Linked DNA regions of Homo sapiens: all the other regions are linked to region 1. The links are chromatin contacts, found by Hi-C in ENCODE. All regions are on one chromosome and are shown on one strand. The core of a region is the stretch at or near the end of the contact, and the rest is flanking DNA. Distances in the headings are between cores, read along the strand shown. Region 1 holds the start of ZFYVE1 (zinc finger FYVE-type containing 1). Region 2 holds the start of SNW1 (SNW domain containing 1). Region 3 holds the start of VIPAS39 (VPS33B interacting protein, apical-basolateral polarity regulator, spe-39 homolog).

Evidence for each region. Hi-C counts contacts between places; a loop is a spot of excess contacts on that map. Pooled maps may share reads with other maps.
Region 2: a pooled map shows a loop between it and region 1 (17-fold over the local background). The contact joins the promoter of SNW1 here to the promoter of ZFYVE1 in region 1. A Hi-C loop is called at or near these places in 4 of 50 pooled maps.
Region 3: a loop to region 1 is called in a map of CD8-positive, alpha-beta T cell, with 25 times the contacts of the local background. The contact joins the promoter of VIPAS39 here to the promoter of ZFYVE1 in region 1. A Hi-C loop is called at or near these places in 2 of 168 maps with a recorded cell type or tissue (CD8-positive, alpha-beta T cell and naive thymus-derived CD4-positive, alpha-beta T cell) and 7 of 50 pooled maps.

Annotation. Positions count from the first base shown.
Region 1 is chr14:73,025,200-73,028,636 of GRCh38, forward strand. ZFYVE1 (zinc finger FYVE-type containing 1) reads right to left here and starts at 1,907. Exons shown (of 12, transcript NM_021260.4): 1 at 1,727-1,907. RefSeq lists a silencer at 1,610-1,819 and an enhancer at 2,050-2,249.
Region 2 is chr14:77,759,492-77,762,928 of GRCh38, forward strand. It overlaps SNW1 (SNW domain containing 1), which reads right to left and starts at 1,665. Exons shown (of 14, transcript NM_012245.3): 1 at 1,623-1,665. The coding sequence starts at 1,636. SLIRP-OT1 (SLIRP overlapping transcript 1) reads left to right here and starts at 1,277. Exons shown (of 2, transcript NR_161324.1): 1 at 1,277-1,625. RefSeq lists enhancers at 855-1,629, 1,537-1,856, 2,404-3,178.
Region 3 is chr14:77,455,956-77,459,392 of GRCh38, forward strand. It overlaps VIPAS39 (VPS33B interacting protein, apical-basolateral polarity regulator, spe-39 homolog), which reads right to left and starts at 1,646. Exons shown (of 20, transcript NM_001193315.2): 1 at 1,540-1,646. AHSA1 (activator of HSP90 ATPase activity 1) reads left to right here and starts at 2,138. Exons shown (of 9, transcript NM_012111.3): 1 at 2,138-2,314. The coding sequence starts at 2,235. RefSeq lists enhancers at 1,444-1,966, 1,585-2,044, 1,967-2,489, 2,215-2,394.

The DNA.
Region 1 (3,437 bases), core at 657-3,156:
CTGGGATTACACGCGCTAGCCACAATGCCCAGCTAATTTTTGTATTTTTAGTAGAGACGGGGTTTCACCATGTTGGCCAGGCTGGTCTTGAACTCTTGACCCCAGGTGATCTGCCCGCCTTGGCCTCCCAAAGTGCTGGGATTACAGGCGTGAGTCACCGCACCTGGCCAGAAATCTCATTTTCTATCTTAACACTTACACTGGCTTGTTGTATAGCCAGGCGCAGTGGCTCACACCTGTAATTCCATCACTTTGGGAGGCCGAGGTGGGCAGATCACTTGAGGTCAGGAGTTCGAGACTACCCTGTCCAACATGGTGAAATCCCATCTCTACTAAAAATACAAATATTAGCTGGGCATGGTGGCAGGCACGTGTAATCCAAGCTACTAGGGAGGCTGAGGCAGGAGAATCACTTGAACCCAGGAGGCGGAGGTTGCAGTGAGCCAAGATCTTGCCACTGCACTCCAGCCTGGAAGACAGGGCAAGACTCCCTCAAAAAAAAAAAAAAAAAAAAAAATCTCAAAATTGTGGCTAAAGCTCCTCCTCTTGACAACAAACGCCACCTCTAGGCCCAAGGCATTTAAGAGACTTTGCTGCTCTATTTCCCAGACTGGAATTTTCTGTTCATTCAGATATTAAATTCAGAATCTAAATCACTAAGTGAGTAGTCCTTGGAAGGACAGCCCTCTGCACCCCCACATGCATCCCACAATTGGGAGGAGTGGAGAGGCCTTCACAAAGCTAATGAAAATGTAATAATAAACTTTAGATCTATCAAATACCTGGGCCGACCTGGTTAGCCTTGTAACTGGATTGTTTCAACTCTAGCTAGATGTATATTAAAGACTCAAAACTTAGAAACAATAGTAACAATTTCATCTTTAAAAACAATTTTTTTACACTGTAATTCTTCTGTCCCTTCTTTCACTAACTGAAAAAAAAAAAAAAAAGGAGCAACAGGAGACAATTCCTCTACTTTGACCCATGGCAAAGCCAGGCCTGCAGTGAATCAAAACAAATAATTTTTCTCTTTGTCACTTAAAAACTAACTTAAAAATAACTTCAAAATACGAAAAAAGATAACTGGGGCAAGAAAGGGGCTTTTGTCACTTTGACAATTATATTCCTAATTCCCCCTAGCCTTGACCCGCATTCCAAGGCCCCGACAAGGTGTAAAGCCCTGCCTTTCTGATAGTCACTCCTCCCCTACAGTAATCAATCTATCAACCTTATTTTCAGATAAACAAGGAAGGCGAAGGGAGTGACTAGGGGATCTTATTTACTACAATCTAACCTCAGACATGCCCAGCCAGCTCCCAAAACAGAAACAAAAATCAAACTTGTCACAATTGAGAAAAATATAAAATCAACCTTCAAAAGTACACCTCACGCCCGGCCATGTCAACCAAACATTTTGCCCACTCGGGCCCCCACCTCGACACCTCTCCCCAGCCGGGGGTTCCTCACCCTTCCTTCCACCCGGACACCACCGCCACAACCCGAGGGGCAGGAGCGGAGCCTAAGAACAAAGAAGGTCCCCCAAAATCCCCCCCACGCCGGCAAAACCCGGAGCCGAATCCATTGTTTATACCACCCCACCCCCACCCCCGCCGCACCCGCCCCCCCTTCCTCCCGAGGGCAGCCTGAGCCCCAGGACGATCACTCGCCCCGCGCTGGGCCGTGCCCTCCCCGCCCTGCCCTGCCCGCCGCGGCCCGGGGATCCCACCACTGAGAAGCTCGGCCGCAGCAAGGCGGCGTCGGGGGGCCGCAGGGCGCCAGTGGGGGCAGAGGCTATTCCTCAGGACACCGGCAGATCCATCCTCATCTCCATCTCCGCCACCCTCCTCCTTCGTTGCCTCCCGGGCTTCCTCCTCTCCTGTTGTCAGTTGGGATCAGCTGATCGGAGTGAACTTCTCCCAGCTCGGACTAACAGGAAGGCGTGAGCGGTGCAGCCCAGAAAGGGAGGAGCGAGAGAGGGAGGATCCCGGCGCCAGCAAGGGCGTAGTGCGCACTGCCTCCTGGGAGATGTAGCTCCTCGAGGCGCGCTCTCGCCCCTCATCCCGGAAAGGAAGACTCTGAATGACTACAACTCCCAGTACTGAAGAGGCTGCTCTTGCGAGGAGGCGGTGGGGACAGGCTACGGAGGATTTCGGGACTTGGAGTTTTTGCATTGAGTGTGGTGTCCGCAGGTTTCAGCACGTTCTTTTGGGTTGTAACTGGGGAAGGCATGGTGCTACATTAGAGAACTGATGTAATAATGTCTAGTATAAGTGGGAAATGGTGAGTCAATTAATTTGGATTCAAGTAACCTCTTGCACACCATTCCCTCAGAAACGTGTGAGCACAGACAGTCTCCACCTTCCCAATTTCACTTCGCAAAAACTAAGGAAAAGACCAGAAAAAGTGATAAGAGGATATAGGTACTCTTGGGAAGTTTTTGTTGTTTTTCCCCCCTTGGCAAAGGACAAAATTACAACGAATTTAGTTTTAAGATCTCAGTTGGCTTTATTGCGACTCTAGGATCAGGCAACACTTCATTCCAGAAAGTGGAGTGAATGTTCTGATGAGCTGAGCAGGAGAGGTTGGCTTTGTAGACAGAGAAAAGCTTGAGGAAGCAAAAGCAAAGAACAAAGAGCATATTGGTTTCTTTCTTTCTCTTTCTTGTCATTCTTTTCTTTCCTCTTTCTTCTCTTTTTTTCAGTCTTCTCATGGGACCTTGACATATTGGTCACTTCTAAGCTACTTTCCTTGGAAGGTGAGGACAGAGAGACAGAACAATAGAAAAATAACTGATTAGTTGACATCAGTTACTTCAGGCTACTTCTTTTGTGTAAGGATTACAACAGAGGGAGCTTCATTATCATGCAACATTAAAACAAGCCTGTTTGGGAAACTGGCTGTCCTTATCCCTCTTTCCTGATTTCTCTGAAGGTCAGATAACAACTTAGCTTGGGTTTGGTAACAACTTAGTTTGGATTTGGTGAGGTGAAACTTTAGCATGGGTGACTCCATTTTTATTTTAGCCAGGTCTATTGGGGCCTGGTGCAGGAGTTTAGTCCAAAACAAAGGCCTCCTATCATTTTTACTTAACACCCTTCAAGGGTATTCTCCAAGCCAACCATGAATTTTTTTTCCTACCTATTATTTTTCTGATCTTTCCTTCTATAGTTTCAGAACTTCTCAGGCTGGGCGCGGTAGCGCATGCCTGTAATCCCAGCACTTTGGGAGGTCGAGGTGGACGGATCACCTGAGGTCGGGCGTTCGAGACCAGCCTGACCAACATGGAGAAACTCCATCTCTACTAACAGATACAAAATTAGCCGGGCGTGATGATGCATGCCTGTAATCCCAGCTACTCGGTAGGCTGAGGCAGGAGAATTGCTTGAACCTGGGAGGCAGAGGTTGCAGTAAGCCGAGATCACGCCATGGCACTCCAG
Region 2 (3,437 bases), core at 415-2,914, 4.7 Mb after region 1:
CAAGAGTGAGACCCTATATCAAAAAATAAAATAAATAAAAAATACCCATGACATCTCTAGAAATTTTTCCTGTGTGTCCATTTCAAATTCCACCTTTTCCACAAAGTCTCCCCTCATAACTTTACTAGTCTATGACACAGTGTCTCACACCTGGGGAGCACTCAAATGTTTGCTGCCTGTAACATTTACTAAACAAACTCTTGGCTGGGCATGGTAGCTCATGCCTGCAATCCCAGCACTTTGGGAGGCCTAGGTGAGAAGATTGATGGAGGCCAAGAGTTGGAGACCACTCTGGCCAACGCAGTAACACCCTATTTCTAGTTTTTTTTTAAAAAAATTTCAGATGCCGGGCATGGTGGCTCATGCCTGTAATCCTAGCACTTTCGGAGGCCGAGACAGGAGGACTGCTTGAGGCCAAGAATTCAAGACCAACCTGGCCAACACAGCGAGACCGCATCTCAAAAAATAAAGTTAAAAAAAAAAGCAAAAAAATTTTAGAAACGAGGGTGGGGAGAAAACTCTCCAGCCCACATAACTTATTCCATTCAATTCTTTTTGCACTAAGGTTAGTATTACACAAATGCACATTTTGTGTTCTGTAATTGTTTTATGTCTGTATACCTTGCACCCCTATCTTCCCTGTTGCCAAAGACAGATTTTCTTCTGTGTACACAACCCCCAGGACAGAGCAAGGCACCAACAGTAATTCCCAAAATAATTTTTTGATTAAAACTTTTGGAGTCATACTGTCATCAGCCAGAAAAAAAAACATGCGTGAGGAGAATGAAGGGTGTTAAAAGAGCTCAAGCTGATGTCCTGAAAGGATTACTTTATCTATAACCTTCCTGAACACTAGCCTTTTCCTGTTGAGTTCGCATGGAAAGTTTTTCCACTTAAAATGGGGCAGCAAGGCTGGGAACTAGTAGGAGTAGCGTAACTTCTCGGACTCTCCCACTGAAAAGCATCTTTTTCTTAAAGGCGGAGAGCACTTTACAGACGGTTACTAAGGTAACCGGAAACAGCAAAACTGAGGTGGTTCTATCTACGGAAGAAATTCTAAGCTCCAAAGTTAAAATGCGGAGCAGTGGCGCATATCAGCAGACGGCGGTCACTACTGTGGCTCATTTAAATCTGTGTTCAGCTCCGGGCCTCTTTTTTCAGGAATCCTTGTTTCGGGACACCCAGTGGACAGCGAAAGGAGAGAGACCACCACAGGCAAACGGCCGGAAAGCCGCGCAGTCGCAGCCCGCGCGCTTCACTCCGCCCAAATAAGCCACTACCGTCACCAACCCCATCTCGTTCGCCCGAGCCGCGGACCTGAGGGAGCGCTGTCCGCTCCCCGCAAGATGCTCACGCGAAAAACCCACTCTTCAGTGTCTGAGACCACTCCGCAGCTTTCGGCCTCGGTGAGCGGGTGAACTAAACCCGGGAAACCGCTGAAAGACCCCAGCTTCGACTAGGCCTAGTCGTAGCGGCGGCCAGCGGGAGGGCGTAGCCGTAGTCTTGGCCCACGTCATTCTGTGCCCCGGGTCAGGTCACCGCCCGGAGGGTATGGGAAGAGAAATGAAGAAGACTGGTACTCCCAGACCCTTCCGTATCGAGGACCCCAATCAACAACCCACCTGGTGAGCGCCATCTTCTTCCGCTTCTTCCAGCGCGAGCGACAGCACCGCTGGGCGGGTCTTTCCAGATGATGAGGAGCGGAAAGGAAGGAGTGCGCGATGCGCAGGCGCTCTGGCCGAAAAGGCCTTCTGGGATTTGTAGTTCTTTGAACAGGAGTACCGTTTGTATTCTGACCAGACCAAGCGGTTATCAAGGAATAATCTCTTCAGCTAGCAACAAATGCATAACTCGATCGCTTATATGCGACATGATAGGGCGTTCCCTAGGCAAAATATCAAAGATACAGGGAGATGCCTTTTAGGCCGCTTTATTACGTTCCTTACTCAGTCCCGTTCCCCGAGAAGGGGTACAAAATACAAAAGCTTCCCGGGGACAGCTACTTTAAGTAAGAGTGATAGGGCGTTTAAAACGACAGGTAATAATGAGACTAGCTAATGGAGAGTCCTTGGACTCTCTGAAAACATTCACACTCAAAACTTTTCTTTAAACCATATCCTCTCACCCGCCAAAACACTCTCTTGGGGAGATATTTCGTAATCCTTGGTAATTTACCGAGTGTCTGGGTTCTCTGCCCAGGGTATGACAAGGCTGAAATCTCATAGGAGGCTCTGGAGAAAAATCCATCTCCTAACTCATTCTTGTTGGCAAAAATCAGTTCCTGGCGGTTGTGGGATCGAGTTCCCTGTTTTGTTTTGTGCTGTTAGTGGTGGCCACCCTCAGCTCCTAGGGGTCACTCTCGAGTCCTTCCCACATGAGCCCTATTTATTGGTAGTTCACAACATGGATATTTGCTTTCTGAGGCACATCTTTCTGACTCCTCTTCTGCCACTGTTGGAGAAAAATGCCCTGCTTTTAAAGGGCTCATGTGATTAGATCAGGAGCACCTGGATAATCTCCCTATTTTAAGATCAACTCTTGGCCGGGCGCAGTAGCTCACACTTGTAATCCTAGCACTTTGGGAGGTCGGGGCGGGCGGATTGCCTGAGCTCAGGAGTTCGACAAAGCCTGGGCAACATGGTGAAACCCTGTCTCTACTAAAAATACAAAAATTAGCTGGGCGTTGTGGCGCGCTCCTGTAGTCCTAGCTACTGGGGAGGCTGAGGCAGGAGAATCGTGTGAATCAGGAGACGGAGGTTGCAGTGAGCCAAGATCACGCCACTGCACTCCAGCCTGGCGACAGAGTGAGACTGCGTCTCAAAAAATAAAAATAAATAAATAAATAAATAAATAAATAATATAAAAGAATAGCTGGGTGTGGTGATGTGCTCTTGTTTTCTCAGCTACTTGGGAGGCTGAGGTACAAGAATCGCTTGAACCCAGGAGGTGGAGGTTGCAGTGAGCCGAGATTGCACCATTGCACTCCAGCGTGGGTGACAAAGTAAAATTCTGTCTCAAAAAAAAAAAAAAAATCAACTCTGCCACACCGCATAACAGAATCAGAATCTTCATAGTCATGGCCCCAGGGGTTATGTAGGTCAGGTACTGTGGGGGTTGGGTGAGGAGGAGATCTTGGGGGATATCCTAGAATTCTGCCTGCCACAGCATGTAAACCAAAAAAACAAAAAGAAAAAATCTTTTGGTAAATACAGGATTGTTAATCACATTGTGTAATATAACCTGCATGGCCTGGGAGCCCGAAGATTAGAGTTTAAGATGTAGCTTTGGCTGGGTGTGGTGGCTTGTGCCTTTAATCCCAGCACTTTGGGAGGCTGAGGCGGGCAGATCACCTGAGGTCGGGAGTTTGAGACCAGCCTGACCAACATGGAGAAACTGCGTCTCTACTGAAAATACAAAATTAGCCGGGCGTGGTGGTG
Region 3 (3,437 bases), core at 396-2,895, 4.4 Mb after region 1:
TCAGGCAACCTTGAGTTCAAATCCTGGTTTCTCTTAATTCTGAGCAAAGTGGATAAATGACTTTACTTCTAAGCCTTGGAGAAAATTATATCCTATCTCACAGGGTTGCAGGGAACATCTATAAAAGTGTCTAGCAGAAAGTAAATACTAAATGTTATTTCCTTTTAATATGGAATATCATACTGACATTTTTCTGTCTTGGTTTTCCCGTCTGTTAAATGGGCATAACAGATGACCTACCTTAGAAATGGTTCTGAGGAGTAAACCAGTTAATACATGTAAAGTGCTTAGTGCCTGACCCAAAATTAACACTCAATAGTAACTTTTATTATTAATACATCATCCTGGTACCTTGGGAAAAGCTAAAAAAGAAAATATTTTTTAGCAATCCTAAAGATTAAAAAAAATACAAAAATTCTGAGTAGCCACAAATGCTGAAGATGTGTATAGAACATATAAATGTCTCTGGCACACATGTCAGTTCATAAATCACTCTGTCATTCGTTTGATCCTCAGAACAATCTTGTAAGGTAGGCCTGGGAGATTCCATTTCCATGTTACTCATGGGGAAAGTGAGGCACAAAAGAGTTCAGTATCAAAGCCACTTTGTTAAATGCTCCTATTTCAAATTACAATCCAGGCTTTCTGGCTCCTAGACCATTTCTAGTGTCTTGCATGGTCCTTCTACCTATTTTTCACTTTCCAGAAAACTAGAGATCATTCCTTCACTATAGTAATTATCTACAGATAGACATAGAATGTGTCTAACAAACACAATAATCTACCAGAGGATTTCTGGAATCTTTTTAACCATGCAATGGCAGTAGACAACTGCCATCAATTTGTATTTATAACGCCAAATGAGAAGCTAGGTTTACTTGGCAAGTATAGATAATGATCTAGTGGCTCTAGAGTTATAAAGTAATCAGGTACGATTGTCACTCTTAAGAGTGACAGGTGCTTCAACATGATTTAAAATACTTCAGAGGTTTGTCTTTATCGTCTCTTGTTTACTGACAGCCCACAAGGCAGGGTGAGAGACCTCAGGGGAGAACAGGAACTTTACAAAGGAAAACAGAAGAATCAGCAAGAAAACCACAACATGCTCCCTGCCTCAGAAAACTCCAAAAACCACCTACTGAGAAGTCAGACTTGGTTTCAATTATCTTCCGAGCCAGGAAGATACAGGTGAGGCTTGTGAACTGAGACCAGGGAACAAGAGTTAAGCTAGGATGACTCTACGGGTGAACGTCCAGGAAGCCATGGATCTACCGCAGTCGTCAGAGCCCAGCGGATCCCTGGCAGAGTTAAATGCTCGTTCTGAACCAAATGTCCGCTTCCGAACCAATCGCTGGTGCTCACTCGCAGCCCCAGTCCCAAGCGTACTCCAGCGCCCAAGGGTCGCCCTGACTGAAAGAAGAGAATCAGGCCTGTAGTCATAGGGTGTAGGGATGCCTCCTAGAAGAGGGGAAAAGATCAAGATGCGGAGAGGCTGGATCCAGCCAGATACGCGACCCAAGGGGCTTGGGACACCCTCACCTCTTCCGCACAGAGCCCTCCCTCTCAGGACAGCGCCAGCCTCCGCCGCCGCTGGACCAGCCCTTCTATTCAGGCTGTGCAGCTTAGAGAAGGGGGCGGAAGGGAATAATCGTAGGGCGGAGAGAAAACACGAATAACGAGACCGCAGGGCATGCTGGAAGTCGTAGTTTCTTCTGCCTCTGCTGTCAGGCGCTGTCCCGACGAACCACAAGGCTTCTTGACTACAGCCCCCAGAAACCCCAAGCACCGTGCTAGGTCATTTCCTCTCCTTTCCGCGAGACCTTCCGCGGTTATCCAGCGAGTCACGTAGCAAGACTACAATTCCCATGAGGCTCAGCAAGGGCGATTTAGGGTCCAGGGAAGCAATGAGACGTGTTCTTTGTTTTCCTATGGGTGAGGAATGGTTGTATGAGCAGTTGGGTTTCGGGACGCTTTTTGGGGAGAACCCGATGGAGTCTGAAGGATCTCTAAATCAGGCGGAACCCACGGTGCGGCGAGTTGGGACGGAAGTAACCGGTGGGAGTGGGGAGGAGCCGGAAGTTAAGGAGGGGAGGGGGTGGAGGGAAAAGCAAGCCAGGAGGTGCTTGCGGCCGCTTCTAGTAGTTTCCAGGCGCTGCCGGGCGGCTGGCACTAAGCGGTCCTGAGGCTGTGGCTACGGCTGCTCCGGAGCTGGTGGCGCCGCGATAGGAGAGCCGATGGCCAAGTGGGGTGAGGGAGACCCACGCTGGATCGTGGAGGAGCGGGCGGACGCCACCAACGTCAACAACTGGCACTGGTGAGGGCCAGAAAAGCAGGCCGGCCTTGGGAGACCTGCGGCCGGGCCAGGGTTTCAGGGTTCCTAGAACCTCGGCCCGGACAGAGCTGGGGCTGAGGTAGCCCTGTCCGGAGATGGGGGTGGGTCCTTCCTGTGGCAGGGGTCCGTAGCCCCAGGCCTCTCCACTCCGCGGTCACCTTCTCAGTGTTTGAGGGGAGGGAGATGGACGTGGAGGGCTGCGCCCCAGAGGAGGGTTGTCAGAGAGACTAGGAGATAACGCCCTGGCTGCTGCATCCAGCCCGAGCAGGGAGGTGCTTATTACACGTGGCCAGAGGAGTCACTGAGACTGGAACCTCCTTTGATTGTGTTGGGAGATAGCTGTGAAAGGCCTAAGGCCAGGGGTCTGTAATTCCTATTTTGCGGCCTGCGGTAAAATTAAAAGTCATTCATAGGGGACCGCTGCAGCGGTCCCGCGGGAGATTGAGAACGTGTTGTGCAGGTGCTCAGAGCTCAGATAGCTGCGGCCTCTCACCCGGAACTATCAGGTCGGGTGTGTTGGAACTCCAGGTTGCCGAGCAGCCGTGGTTTTATAACCTGACCGTTCTTAAAATAACTGCCCTCCTTCATGAAATCTTCCCAAAGTAATATTAGTTTCCTTATTTTTGAATTCCACTGAACTTTTTTCGTAATGTTTGTATTGTACCGTTACTTTGTTGCAGCCTTTTTTGCTGTTGTTTTCTCTAATAGTTGATAAGTAGGAAGGCAGATAGTGATGTTTCTTTTCCATATCTCACTTTGTATTCTCTCTTCTTAACATGCAGAGTACTTGACCTAATTTTTGTTGTTTGTTTTGAAGCCCTGGACTTAACGTTTTTGTGGCCATCTAGGGGACAGTGAATGTGTAGGAAGTTTATAATGCAAGTGCGAATCTGATAGGTCAGAACACCGTGCCAATGAGGTCAGGGTTATTGGTTTAATCCTTTCTGGGCCTTTTAGCTAAGTACTATTCTTTCATGGTCCAGTCTGTGTTCCTGATCTCAGCAATATGTGCAGTTTTCCACTTGGTCAAATGGGGGCGCCATGTTAAAGTATCAAGTATTCCCCCGCACCATCATGCCGAGAAAGGAGAGCATAATTTTCCATT